3 separate regions of the Homo sapiens genome follow, and regions 1 and 3 are each linked to region 2. The links are chromatin contacts, found by Hi-C or POLR2A ChIA-PET in ENCODE. All regions are on one chromosome and are shown on one strand. The core of a region is the stretch at or near the end of the contact, and the rest is flanking DNA. Distances in the headings are between cores, read along the strand shown.

Region 1 (4,097 bases), core at 220-2,719, 160 kb after region 2:
CAACAAACTCCCAAACTCAATAATAAGAAAATAAACAACCCAATTAAAAGTGAGTAAAAGATTTGAACTCAACGCTTACTACAGGAGATGGAGAATAAACAGATGAAATGATGCTCAACATCATTGGCCAACAGGGAAACGCAAATTAAAACCACAGTTCCATCTATCACCACACACCTATTAGAGTATTTGAAATTAAAAAGACAAACCATACCAAGTGCTGGGGAGGATGTGGAATGTAAAACCATACAATCGCTTTGGCAGTTTCTTAAAAAGTTTCACATATGGCTACCGTGGCATCCAGCCACTCCACTCCTAGACATCTATTCAAGAGAAAGAAAAGCATTCATCCAAAGACTTGTGCACAATGTTCGGATCAGCTTTATCTGTAAGAGCCAACACCAGAAACAACCCAAATGCCCACCAGCAGGTGAATGGACACAAACTGTGGTACATTCATACACTGGAGTACCATGCAGCTGTAAAAGAAATACGCATTGACAAACCAAATGACGCAGGCAAATCTCAAAAATAATTGTGCTGAGTGAAAGAAGCTACACAAAAAGTACATATTATATGATTCCATTTGTGCAAATCATAGGAAATGCAAAGTAATCAGTAGTGACAGAATGCAGATCAGTGCTTGCCTGGGGATGAGGGAGGGCAGGGAGAGATGACCAAGAGGGAACCCGGGGTGTTCACTATGCTGATTGTGGTGATGGTTTCACAGGAGTATCCGAGTGTTAAAACGTACCAAATTGAAATATGTGGCTTACCGTCTGTCAATTACACCACAATAAGGCTACTTTTTGAAAACCATGAGGATGGCTCAGGTCCGGCTCAAATGCCCCCACCCTGCGTTCCTTCCTTGGGATGTCAGACGCTGGAGCTGGAGCAGAAGGGGACCTAGATGGGCGGAGATCTAGCCCTACTCACCCACTGGCCACGGGGTAGGCGAGGGACGCTCAGCAGGGGCTTCCCGCAGACCCAGGGTCTTCAAGCCCCAGAAGTCCTGATGCCAGAGGGAAGAGGGGATTTGCCCAGAGTGAGGGGCAGGGGCTGGACCCACAGCCCCTCCCGGCGCGCAGACCCCGCCCCCACCCATAACCACGCCCTCAGCCCCCACCACCTCGTCCTCAGCCCCACAACCACGCCCCCAGCATGCCACAATTACTCCCACAACCCGCCCACAGCCCCTGCGACCTGGGTCTTAGTACCAGCTCCATCTAAAGCCGCACCACCGGCCCCTCCCATGCCCCTCCCATGCCCCTCCCCCATCTCTTCCAGGCCCCGCCCTGCCGCAGAACCCGCCCTCAAGCCCCGCCCCCGCCTAACCACAAATCCCGTTCCGGTCTCCTTACATGCCCCGCCCCTTCCCCGCCCCCGCGGGGAATCGACACAGCCTGTCTCCGCCTTTCGCCCCGCCCCCTCCAGGCCCCGCCCCACCCCGCCCCTCGCCCGCGCAGGCCGGAGTCGCGGCCTCCCCAGCTAGTGGTCGCGGGCGCGGTCGCAGGGGCAGCGGGGTGGCCGCCGCGCCAGGCGTGGAGCTGGGTCTGGCGGGCTCCGAGAGGCCCGGGAGCGGCGCGCAGAGCAGCCTCCGGCCGCCGCCGCGCAGGTAAAGCCCCCGCCCAGCCCTGGGAGCGTGGATTCCCACCCACCCCATGACCATCCCCCCGCCGCGAGTGCTGGGGTCTCGGGGGTCCCAGGTTCCGGGGGTCCTAGGGCCGGAGGGTCTAAAGGCTGGAGGTCCTGGGGGTCCGAGCCTCTCCCGGCCGGCTCCGCGCGCGGCCCCGCCGTCCACGCCCAGCGCGGGCCGCGCGCACAGGGCTTGGCTTCTCTGTTTTCTCGGTTTCCTTCTTCAGGCAGTTGAAAGAAAAGGCGCGGTTCTGTGCCCGGTGCGAGCCGCGGCTCCTTTAGGGCTGGCAGGGAAGGGCTTGCTGGGTTATGACAGTTTTTAGGGGTTGTCGGAGTCAGCCAGGCGTTGGCTGCTGGAGTAGCCCCTGGCGCGCGAGCGCCCGCTGGTGCCCGGCCACGTGCCCAGCTTGACCCGCGCTCCAGGTTCGGGAGAAGCTGCAGCCGTCACCGTCCTCCTGGCGTCCACCCTGAGGAGGGAGGGGCTGGGTGGTCCAAGCCGCCGCCACTCCGCCGCCCGGCCTTTGGTCCCCAGCGGTGCTGTAGGTGGCCAGGGGTGGCCGCAGTGACCACCCACTGGGCCATGCGGAGCCCCCTGGCAGTGCCAGCTCCCTGCACTTGTGGGACGCTCCTCCCGGGCGCATTGGGAGTCTCCAGAAGTAAGTTACAGGCAGAGCTGTTTAAGGAGGCGTGCTCCCCACCCCAGACCCTTCAGTGGGCCCTCAACACCCTCCCCACCAGTGGACGCGTTTCCCAGGTGACCGCAGCCGGCAGTGCTGACCACCCTCCCTCCCTCTCCGCTCCCTCCTGCGTCTTCCCTTTCAGAGCTGCCAGAGTGGACTGCACTGCTTCTCCCAGCGGGGCAGGATGGCGGTTTCATGTCTGGTTGGATAAGGCCTTGCCTGCGGAAACCAGCTCCATCCCCAGGCCCTAGCAGAGGCTCGCGTGTCCCCGTCCCCAGGTCAGGTCAGGATGGGCACCGTGCGCCCACCTCGCCCCTCGCTCCTGCTGGTCTCCACCCGGGAGTCTTGTCTCTTCCTCCTCTTCTGCCTGCACCTGGGCGCCGCCTGCCCACAGCCCTGCCGGTGCCCTGACCACGCAGGGGCTGTGGCTGTCTTCTGCAGCTTGCGGGGCCTTCAGGAGGTCCCCGAGGACATCCCGGCCAACACCGTGCTCCTGAAGCTCGATGCCAACAAGATCTCCCACCTCCCGGACGGGGCCTTCCAGCACCTGCACCGGCTCAGGGAGCTGGATCTGTCTCACAACGCCATCGAGGCCATCGGCTCCGCCACCTTCGCGGGCCTGGCCGGGGGCCTGCGGCTGCTGGACCTGTCTTACAACCGCATCCAGAGGATCCCCAAGGACGCCCTGGGCAAACTCAGCGCCAAGATACGCCTGTCCCACAACCCCCTGCACTGCGAGTGCGCCCTGCAGGAGGCCCTGTGGGAGCTGAAGCTGGACCCCGACTCTGTGGACGAGATCGCCTGCCACACCTCAGTGCAGGAGGAGTTTGTGGGGAAGCCTCTGGTTCAGGCTCTGGATGCGGGTGCCAGCCTCTGCAGCGTCCCCCACAGGACCACAGACGTGGCCATGCTGGTCACCATGTTCGGCTGGTTCGCCATGGTGATCGCCTACGTCGTGTACTATGTGCGCCACAACCAGGAGGATGCCCGGAGGCACCTGGAGTACCTGAAGTCTCTGCCCAGCGCCCCCGCCTCCAAGGACCCCATCGGCCCGGGGCCCTAGCGCCTGTTCCGGCAGACCCCCGCCGGTGGCTGCTGTCACTTTTGTAGTAGGTGGTGACTGATGCTGCTTTTGCTCTTCCCTGAGGCAGGTGTCACAGCCATGTGTGCTCCCCACTGTTGCACTCAGGCACAGCAGCACCTCCAGGCTGGGTGGTTTTGCCACACATCCGTGTGACGGATGAGGAACCTGAAGCTTAGAGGAACGGAATGACTGCCCGTGACGATACCATCAGGAAATTATCCCAGTGGAACTTCAACCCGGGCTGTCCATCGTGACATTCCGCCTCCTTCCACCATGCCAGCCTCTCCCACACGGGGCCCTGCAGGCTGTGGATATGCACTCAGAGGACTAAGGGGGTGCTCTGCAAGCGAGAGGGTTCACCAGAGGGAGCTTGGGTGCAGGTTCACCCGCTGAAGGCGCTGATAAGTCCTGTGCTGAGGAGCTGACTTGCCCTTGTTTACTTACAAAGTGCATTGTAGGTAAACATGAGCCTTGTTCCAGTGTTCGAAGTACATTGGAACGTAAGCCCTGTTTCCAGAGCAAAGTAACAGAGACCAGGTTTTTCTAGAGAGCTAAGTGGGATGTGTAGCTCAAACAAACTGTCCTACCCTTTTTTATTCTCAAATGTTTGTTTTGAGTAACCGTAGTGCCAAAATTTCAGTTCAGTAATGGGGTGAACAATATGGAGAGAGACCTGGGAAAAGTCCAGGGTAGCTTGC
Region 2 (4,289 bases), core at 1,305-3,804:
TCCCCAGACTGGCCTGTGCCATGGGGCCTCGGGCCTCAGTTTCCCCACCTTTGACTTAGAGGGAAGGTTGGATGGTGACTTCTTGTAACGATGGCCATGATTCTGTGGCTGCGGCGGGGGCGCACCTGGAGGTTCTCACCGTCACTCTGTCCCGCAGCACACCTTCGATGGCATCCTGCAGTGGGCCATCCAGAGCATGGCCCGTCCGGCGGCCCCCTTCCCCTCCTGACCCCAGATGGCCGGGACATGCAGCTCTGATGAGAGAGTGCTGAGAAGGACACCTCCTTCCTCAGTCCTGGAAGCCGGCCGGCTGGGATCAAGAAGGGGACAGCGCCACCTCTTGTCAGTGCTCGGCTGTAAACAGCTCTGTGTTTCTGGGGACACCAGCCATCATGTGCCTGGAAATTAAACCCTGCCCCACTTCTCTACTCTGGAAGTCCCCGGGAGCCTCTCCTTGCCTGGTGACCTACTAAAAATATAAAAATTAGCTGGGTGTGGTGGTGGGTGCCTGTAATCCCAGCTACATGGGAGCCTGAGGCATGAGAATCACTTGAACTCGGGAGGTGGAGGTTGCAGTGAGCTGAGATTGCGCCACTGCACTCCAGTCTGGTCGGCAAGAGTGAGACTCCGTCTCAAAAACAAAACAAAACAAAAAAACCACATAACATAAATTTATCATCTCGACCACTTTTCAGTTCAGTGGCATTCACATCTCATGTAACCATTGCCACCACCATCTGCAGAGCTGTTCCAGCTTCCTGAATGGAAACTCTGGCCCCATGAAACACTCACTCCCCATTCCCCTCCCAACCCCTGGCACCCTCCACTCTACTTTCTGTCTCTATGACTTCTCCAGGGACCTCATGGAAGTGGAATCACACAGTATCTGTCCTTTTGTGTCTGTCTTATTTTACTCAGCATGGTGGCCCCAAGGTTCATCCATGTTGTAGCATGTGCCGAAATCTGCTTCCTTTTTTAAGGCTGAGTAATATTCCAGCACATGGATGGACTGCATTGTGTTCATCTATGCTTTCCTCAGCAGACACCTGGGTGCTTCCACCTTTTGGCTGTTGTGAGTAATGCTGCTATGAATATGTGTGTGCAAATATCTGTGTGAGTCTTTGAGTAAAATCGCTGGATCACATGGTAATTATATTTTTAATTTTTTGAAGAACTGCCATCCTGTTTTCCACAGCAGCTACACCATTTCACATCCCCACCAACACTGCATGAGGGTTCCAGCCTCCCCATATCCTTGAAACAATTACTATTTTCTGCATTTTTCTTTCTTTTCTTTTCTTCTTTTTTTGAGACGGAGTTTCGCTCTTGCTGCCCAGGCTGCAGTGCAATGGCGCAGTCTCCACTCACTGCAACCTCTGCCTCCTGGCTTCAAGTGATTCTCCTGCCTCAGCCTCCTGCATAGCTGGGATTACAGGCGCACACCACCATGCCCGGCTAATTTTTGTATTTTTAGTAGAGACGGGGTTTCACCATGTTGGCTGGGCTGGTCTCGAACTCCTGACCTCAGACCTCAGGTGATCCACCCCCCCCCCCCCCCCCCACCCCACGGGCCTCCCAAAGTTCTGGGATTATGGGCGTGAGCCACTGCGCCCAGCCTGTGTTTTTCTTTTATAGTAGCCATCCTAATGGGTATGAGGTGGTACCTCATTGTGGCTAAACCATGTACGTTTAAGAATTTACACACACACACACACACACACACACACACACGTGATGAAGCTGTAAGAAAAGGGAGAGAATAATGACCCAAAATGTCAGCACAAGGATGCCTCAGGGGTAGACACAGGTGTCTTCTTAGCGCCTTTTAGCCCACGCATATGTGCTTGCGCAGTCTCTCGGTGTGTTTTCTAACATTTCACAATTAAATAAGGAGTAGTTGATATTCACAGCCACCATTTCCACCGTATATGTAGAGAAAAATGCTCAAATCCTAGCGATCAGCCCGCTGAGCTTTCACAAACCGAACACACCGTGCGGTCACGAGGCGGCTCTCCCGAACACCGGCTCTGCACCCCCAGGGCCCGGGGAACCAAGACTTCCCCAAGGGCCCAGCAAAAGTGAGGGAGGAGGGGAGGAAAGGAGGGAGAGGGAGGGAGGAGTGCTGGCTGCTTTCCGCCAGCGCCTCGTTTGGGTTTCGCTCTGCTGAGGCCTGAAGGCGCCCTGAGGGCCCCTGGGGGGCAGGGAGGGGCGGTGGCTGCGGCCGACAGCAAGGAACCTCCGGAGAAGCGAAGCCGGGCCAGACGTGCCACCGGGGCCTCGGCGCTGGCGAAGGGGCGCGTGCGGCCGCACTGGGGCCAGCCCCGCCCTGGTCCCCGGCCACATCCTCGAGACCACCGGGGTGGAGGGGGGGGTCTCACTGCTCAGGGCCCGCGTGACATTGCACAGGTTTAGAAACGCACAGCGGGAAGGTGGCCCCGGCGGGCCGAGGGCGCAGGATCCCTGCTCCGTCCAGGGTCCGTCCTGCGAGGAGGCGCCGGGGGCGGGCCCGGGGCGGGGCGGGCGGAAGGCGCGCGCGGGGCGGGGCGGGGACGGCGACGCGGCGCAGGCGGCGGGAGTGCGAGCTGGGCCCGTGTTTCGGCCGCCGCCATGGCCGCGGTGGACCTGGAGAAGCTGCGGGCGTCGGGCGCGGGCAAGGCCATCGGCGTCCTGACCAGCGGCGGCGACGCGCAAGGTGGGCGGGGGTCCCGGCCGCGTCGCGGCGCAGGGGGTGGAGGGCGCCTCCGCCCTGGCCTCTCCGGAGCGCCCGCCGAGCCCCGGGACCCGGGTCTCGGGCCGGCCCGGCCTCCCGCCCCGGCCTCCCGCCCCGGCCTCCTGCCCCGGGTCTGTCCCCCGCTCTTCCCCGGCGCGGTCTCCGGCCTACGTGCGGCCGGCCACGTTCTCGGCCTCCGCCTGGGTCTTGGCGCCGCCCGCGCCCTGCCCCGGGGGTGTGTCCGACTCTGGGCCGCGGGGCAGGACCTCCCGAGGAGTCCCCGAGGCCACGCGAGCGGAGGGCGCCGGTCCCGCCACCCCCAGAGCCTGGCCCTTCCTGGTTCTGAAGCGACCCGGGGACCCGGTGCCTCCCGAGGGCCGGCGCCAGGCTGCGGGCTTCCGGGACCTCCTCCCGGCTGGGCGGGGGCGGACTCACTCCCGGACCGCGCCTCCTCCTCGGGGCCCTCGCGGCCGCCTTCCTTGTGGGTCTAGCTGGGGAAGAGGGCGGTGGGGAGATGGGCTGCCCGGGGCATTGAGCAAAGCCCAGTTGTCACCCTTTTCGCAGGGGTACTGGGGAGGCCTCAGGTGGTGGGGACTGGGACTTGGCAGAGCTGGGTGGGGGTCCGGCCTGAGGGCGTGGTGTCCTCGCACGCTCCCTCCCGGAGGCCTGGTCCTGCCCACTGCCGGCCTCCAGTGTCTCTGGCCTGACATGTCCAGTGTGGCACCTGTGGCACAGGACGCCACCTACCCTACCCCTCAGGAGGAGAGAGGAGAGGATTTAGGAGACCAGAAGTGAGGTGCTGGGTTGGGAAGGGGCCCAGCCAGCACCCCAAGGCTGTGCAGCGGGGTCTGGTCTGTCTTTTAGAGTTCAGAAAATGGTTGAGAAAATGCGGACACACACCCCCACCCAGCTTCAGGCACCTGACCCTCCTTTTCCCTATCTGGAAGCCAGGAAGAGGCGAGAAGGAAGCCGGCCTTGAGTGGGACCAAGCCAGGGAGGCAGGAGTGGCTCGTGGGTGTCACTGTCTGAACCCCGGCCTGCAGAGGGGGCTCCTTCAGACCTGGCTGAGCCAGGCCTGTGGTGGCTGCCCACCCGCCCTTTTCACAGCTGTGGCAAGAGCGGGAGCTGCTGCTTGTTGCCGGCTACTGGCAGTGTCCTGGAGCCAGTGTGGCTCCACAAGTCCTGTCCTGTGTGGCTCTGGGTCACGCCTTTCCTGTGGGCCAGGGGTCCGTGTTGTCGAGAGGGGAGGGCGTTGTTCAAGGATGTCTTTTTGCACAATAACCTGTGCAAAGGTAGCTAGAAGACTTGAAGCAGGCCGGGTGCGGTGGCTCACACCTGTAATTCCAGCACTTTGGGTGGCCTGGTGGGTTGTGGGCCCAGGTGGGAGAGGAGGCCCGTGGCCTTGGAGGGTGAACTCGGGAAGCTCCATCCCATGAGATTAGACAAGAAAGGCCCCGAGTCTGGAGGGCAGACAGGTTGCTGTGGGGCCAGCCCGCCTGCCCACCAGGGAGGCGCTTTCTTGGTGAGGCTGGTGAAGCCCCAAAGCCCACCTGTGGTTCCCTGAAACACAGAGGGTCCC
Region 3 (4,131 bases), core at 194-2,693, 210 kb before region 2:
AGCTCTACCTTTCCCTCTCAGTTCCAGGGGCCAGGGAGTTTGCTGTAAGAGGTTAGGGCCGGCTTAGGCATGAGGGGCGTAAAACTTGGGTCATGTCCATTAGACCGGTGACGAGGCCAGAGGAGGTCTGTGTCGTGTGTGCCTCGGTGTCTGTCCACTGAAACTCATAAGCTCAGCCACGGAGGAGCTGTCTCATTTTAGGCTTTGGTGCTGGTACTTACTGACAGTTACTTGAGAAAGATGTGATTTCGGTCCCAGAGCCACAGGATATCAGCTCATGGAATGTGTCGCTGCATCATGTTACTCAGGGTGTGCCCAAGTCTCGTAGCCCAGAAATCAATCCTGAGGGCCCTGAAACAGCCCAGGGGCCGCAGTATACGCCCAAGAGCAGCGGGGGCAAAGGGCAAGGCATGCCGTCTTTCCAAAGCACGGAGTCACCAGACAAGTCCACGCCTGAAGACGAATGTTGTAATGTTCAGCTTTTGAAGAACCTGAGGAAGTGTCTTTCCCTTAACTCACACAGACGTTCACCATTCACGAAGGTGGCGCTTAGCTCAGCAGGAGCGCGCAGCACTGGTGGCACCTGTGCTATGTGCCGTGTTATCCCGCTCTTCCCTGGCGCTGGTGGCACCTGTGCTGTGTGCCGTGTTATCCCACTCTTCCCTGGCGCTGGCGGCACCTGTGCTGTGTGCCATGTTATCCCACTCTTCCCTGACACTGGCGGCACCTGTGCTATGTGCCGTGTTATCCTCTCTTCCCTGGCGCTGGCGGCACCTGTGCTGTGTGCCGTGTTATCCCACTCTTCTCTGGCGCTGGCGGCACCTGTGCTGTGTGCCGTGTTATCCTCTTTTCCCTGGCACTGGCGGCACCTGTGCTGTGTGCCGTGTTACCCCGCTCTTCCCTGGCGCTGGTGGCACCTGTGCTATGTGCCGTGTTATCCTCTCTTCCCTGGCGCTGGTGGCACCTGTGCTATGTGCCGTGTTATCCTCTCTTCCCTGGCGCTGGTGGCACCTGTGCTGTGTGCTGTGTTATCCTCTCTTCCCTGGCGCTGGTGGCACCTGTGCTATGTGCCGTGTTATCCTCTCTTCCCTGGCACTGGCGGCACGCACGCTGTGTGCTGGGGTATTCACCTCTTCCCTGTGGGGAATAAGGCTTGAGACTTGCTTCCTTCCTGCCCTTAAGGGATGTAATAGCTTTGTCCTCACTGTGCCCCTAAACTGATTTGGTTTTCAGTTACATATTCAGCCTCACATGGATTAAATGCTTAGATAATTCATTAACTATGGAGTAGTTACTGATTGGCTAATGTCATCTGGAAATACATGACTGAAAGCACTTTGTCAAAACCCTGTGCACATTGCAACATGCATGGCTCCGCGGCCCTGCGTGTATGGGAGCAGCAGGTGGGTCTGCTGCTTAGAGGACGGCTGTGCTCTTCCGCCGTTGAGGTGACTCTGGTGATGTGTGCATGTCTTGCCAGTTCTGCGTTCGTTTCTCTTGTCTGTATGCATAGCTTCCTGTTTCTCGTTGGTTTGTGTATGTGTTGGGTAAGGCTTTGCTTCCTGGATAATGAGTGGTTGAAGCCATAATAAAATGTCTAGGGCGTGGGCGGGCACTGCAGGTGAGTCTGGGCAGCAGTGGTGGTGGCTGTGCTGTCCGTCGGCGAGTGGTCTGAGAGTGTCTTTGTGCTTCCTCCTCAGGTGTCGATTGACTGCCCGTGGTCCATCTACTCCACAGTCATCGCACTGACCTTCAGCGTACCCTTCAGGACCACACACAGCCTCCTGTCCTCAGGAACACGGTAACGGAGGCGTAGCGTGCGGGCCCTGGCTTCTTTCCCCAGACTCTTCTAAGTGGAGGTTCCTAATGTTCAAAACTGGCCTTCGTGGTGACCAAGGATGTCTTCTTATGTGACCACAAGGCCATTGTTTGTGTCTTAAAATCCACAATTCCCTGGTGTCCTGTGACATCCAGTTCATATTCAGGTTTTCCCAACTGTCTGAAAATGACCTTTTATGGTTGCTTTGTGTGACTTGGGGTCCAAAATCTCCATCAGACCACTAGATCTCTGTTCATCCTTTCTTCCCTGTTTTCAAGCCATCGACTTGTTCACTTGCAGGCCAGGTTTCCTCTGGACGCCCGCCTTTCTGGATCTGGCTGGATTTGTTAACTAGTTCTCCTGTCCCTGTATTTCTTGTCAATTGCCTGCAACCTCTAGAACAGGAGCTTTTAAGCTCAGCATTAGTGACATTTTGGGCTAGATAACTCTGTTGTAGGGGCTTTCCTGTGTGCTGTAGGGTGTTGAGCAGCACCCCAGGCTCTCCCATGAGATGCCAGTAGCACTCCCCACCTGCAGGTGTGGCAGCCACAGATGTCTGTAGACACTGCCCAGTGTCCTCTGGGTGGGGCGGACGTGCCCCAGTGGAAAACAGCTGCCCTAAAGGCTTGAGTAGACTCCAGTTCTGCTTTGAGGCAGGCGGGGCTGTGTGCTTCCTGTTGACTGCACCGGGAGGCCCACGGTGTCCAGGTGTCCTACCTTAGTGACGGTGCTAGCGTTGATCAATGGGCTCGGGATGCTAGCCTGGCCTCTCACCACAACTTTTTATCCATTGATGATGTGTGGATAATTTGGAAACAAAAACGTCAGACCCATGTTTAGAATGGAACATTATACTAGCAGCTTTTTTCCCCTTCAAATCACAGCAAAGGGAACTGTAGATATTAATAGTTAAAAACATCAATAATCTCTAAAAGAACCTTATTAAAAAATTATTTTTCAGCCGGGCGTGGTGGCTCATGCCTGTAATCCCAGCACTTTGGGAGGCCGAGGCAGGCGGATCACGAGGTCGGGAGTTCAAGACCAGCCTGACCAACATAGTGAAACCCCGTCTCTACTAAAAATACAAAAATTAGCCGGGCATGGTGGCGGGCGCCTGTAATCCCAGCTACTCGGGAGGCTGAGGCAGGAGAATCACTTGAACCTGGGAGGCAGAGGTTGCAGTGAGCTGAGATCGTGCCATTGCACCCCAGCCTGGGCGACAAGAGCAAGACTCTGTCTCAAAAAATAGTAACTATTATTAATATTTTCAAAGTTTTGCATGTAATGGAAATGGATATAAGCCCCGCCTATCATCTCTCAATGGAGAGTCTTCACCTGTAATGAGGAGGGCTGCTGCTGTCTCCCCGTGGCTCCCCAAAGGCCAGTGAGGGTGACCAGCCATGATCACTTAATAAGGCTGGTCAGAAACTATATTCTTTCTTCCATTGCCTCACAGAACTTGCCTCTTTAAAAACTTTTTTTATTTATTTTTATTTGTTATTTTTTTGAGATGGAGTCTCGCCCTGTCACCAGGCTGGAGTGCAGTGGCGTGATCTCAGCTCACTGCAACCTCCACCTCCCAGGTTCAAGCAATGCTCGTGCCTCAGCCTCCCGAGCAGCTGGGATTACAGACACGTGCCACCACGTCTGGCTAATTTTTATATTTTTAGTAGAGATGGGGTTTCACCATGTTGGCCAGGATGGTCTCAATCTCCTGACCTCATAATCTGCCCACCTCGGCCTCCCAAAGTGCTGGGATTACAGGCGTGAGCCACCGTGCCCGGCCAAAAAGGTTTATTTTCTGGCACTTTTCGGTGTGAAATCTGAAGGGAAACTTATGCAACAACTTAGCTTACTTTGCTTTGTTGCTTTTTTGATTCCCCAGGCAGAGAGGGTCTCCTTAACAAAGCTAAGATATATTTAATAAAGTTCTTACATATCAAAATAATACTTTTTGTTTTTCCACTTTAGGAAATATGTTCAAGTTTGTGTCCAGAATTTGTCAGAACTTGACTTTCAGCTGTCAGATAGTTATCTTGTAGATACCGGTGATAGTACCGACCTGCAACTAGTACCACTGAACACGCAGTCCCAGCAGGTAAACATTGTGTAGACCTGAGCATAAACTTCTCAACAGAGAACCAGAGTGTACGGAAATGATGTAGTATGTGTTGCGACTGAGCCTTTAGATAGAACAGCTGCACTGCTGATGAGTAAAGGCTCCTGTGCAGCTCCTCCGGCTGCCCTGAGGCTGGATCGAGGCTTGCTCCTGAGTAAGCGGGTGGCTGGATGGATGAATTCTTCTTTTTAGA

The links. Hi-C counts contacts between places; a loop is a spot of excess contacts on that map. ChIA-PET counts read pairs that join two places held with the same protein, here RNA polymerase II (POLR2A). Pooled maps may share reads with other maps.
Region 1: a loop to region 2 is called in a map of sigmoid colon, with 7 times the contacts of the local background. The contact joins the promoter of LRRC3 here to the promoter of PFKL in region 2. A Hi-C loop is called at or near these places in 2 of 168 maps with a recorded cell type or tissue (naive thymus-derived CD4-positive, alpha-beta T cell and sigmoid colon), 5 of 37 single-sample maps with no recorded cell type and 12 of 50 pooled maps. POLR2A ChIA-PET finds 5 or more read pairs at or near these places in 3 of 52 experiments (B cell, CD8-positive, alpha-beta memory T cell and HepG2).
Region 3: a loop to region 2 is called in a pooled map, with 3 times the contacts of the local background. The contact joins the enhancer-like site here to the promoter of PFKL in region 2. A Hi-C loop is called at or near these places in 3 of 168 maps with a recorded cell type or tissue (CD8-positive, alpha-beta T cell and breast epithelium) and 9 of 50 pooled maps. POLR2A ChIA-PET finds 5 or more read pairs at or near these places in 2 of 52 experiments (activated B cell and naive thymus-derived CD4-positive, alpha-beta T cell).

The regions. Positions count from the first base shown.
Region 1 is chr21:44,454,041-44,458,137 of GRCh38, forward strand. It overlaps LRRC3 (leucine rich repeat containing 3), which reads left to right and starts at 1,470. Exons shown (of 2, transcript NM_030891.6): 1 at 1,470-1,615; 2 at 2,458-4,097. The coding sequence starts at 2,605. The coding sequence ends at 3,378. It overlaps LRRC3-DT (LRRC3 divergent transcript), which reads right to left and starts at 1,244. Exons shown (of 4, transcript NR_047476.1): 1 at 1,204-1,244; 2 at 937-1,012. RefSeq lists an enhancer at 467-967 and silencers at 1,131-1,310, 1,399-1,828.
Region 2 is chr21:44,297,499-44,301,787 of GRCh38, forward strand. It overlaps PFKL (phosphofructokinase, liver type), which reads left to right and starts at 2,555. Exons shown (of 22, transcript NM_002626.6): 1 at 2,555-2,692. The coding sequence starts at 2,608. AIRE (autoimmune regulator) reads left to right here. Exons shown (of 14, transcript NM_000383.4): 14 at 158-1,150. The coding sequence ends at 229. RefSeq lists enhancers at 81-140, 511-570, 901-1,010 and silencers at 2,108-2,777, 2,798-3,247.
Region 3 is chr21:44,088,133-44,092,263 of GRCh38, forward strand. TRAPPC10 (trafficking protein particle complex subunit 10) reads left to right here. Exons shown (of 23, transcript NM_003274.5): 18 at 1,701-1,801; 19 at 3,791-3,917. Among named protein-coding and RNA genes, the nearest start is that of PWP2, 17 kb to the right of the region's middle. Within about 2 kb of position 1,444, at least 9 of the 41 ENCODE cell types and tissues checked have a DNase peak (open chromatin) inside an H3K27ac peak, as active enhancers do; they include CD8-positive, alpha-beta T cell, where a contact is called at or near this core.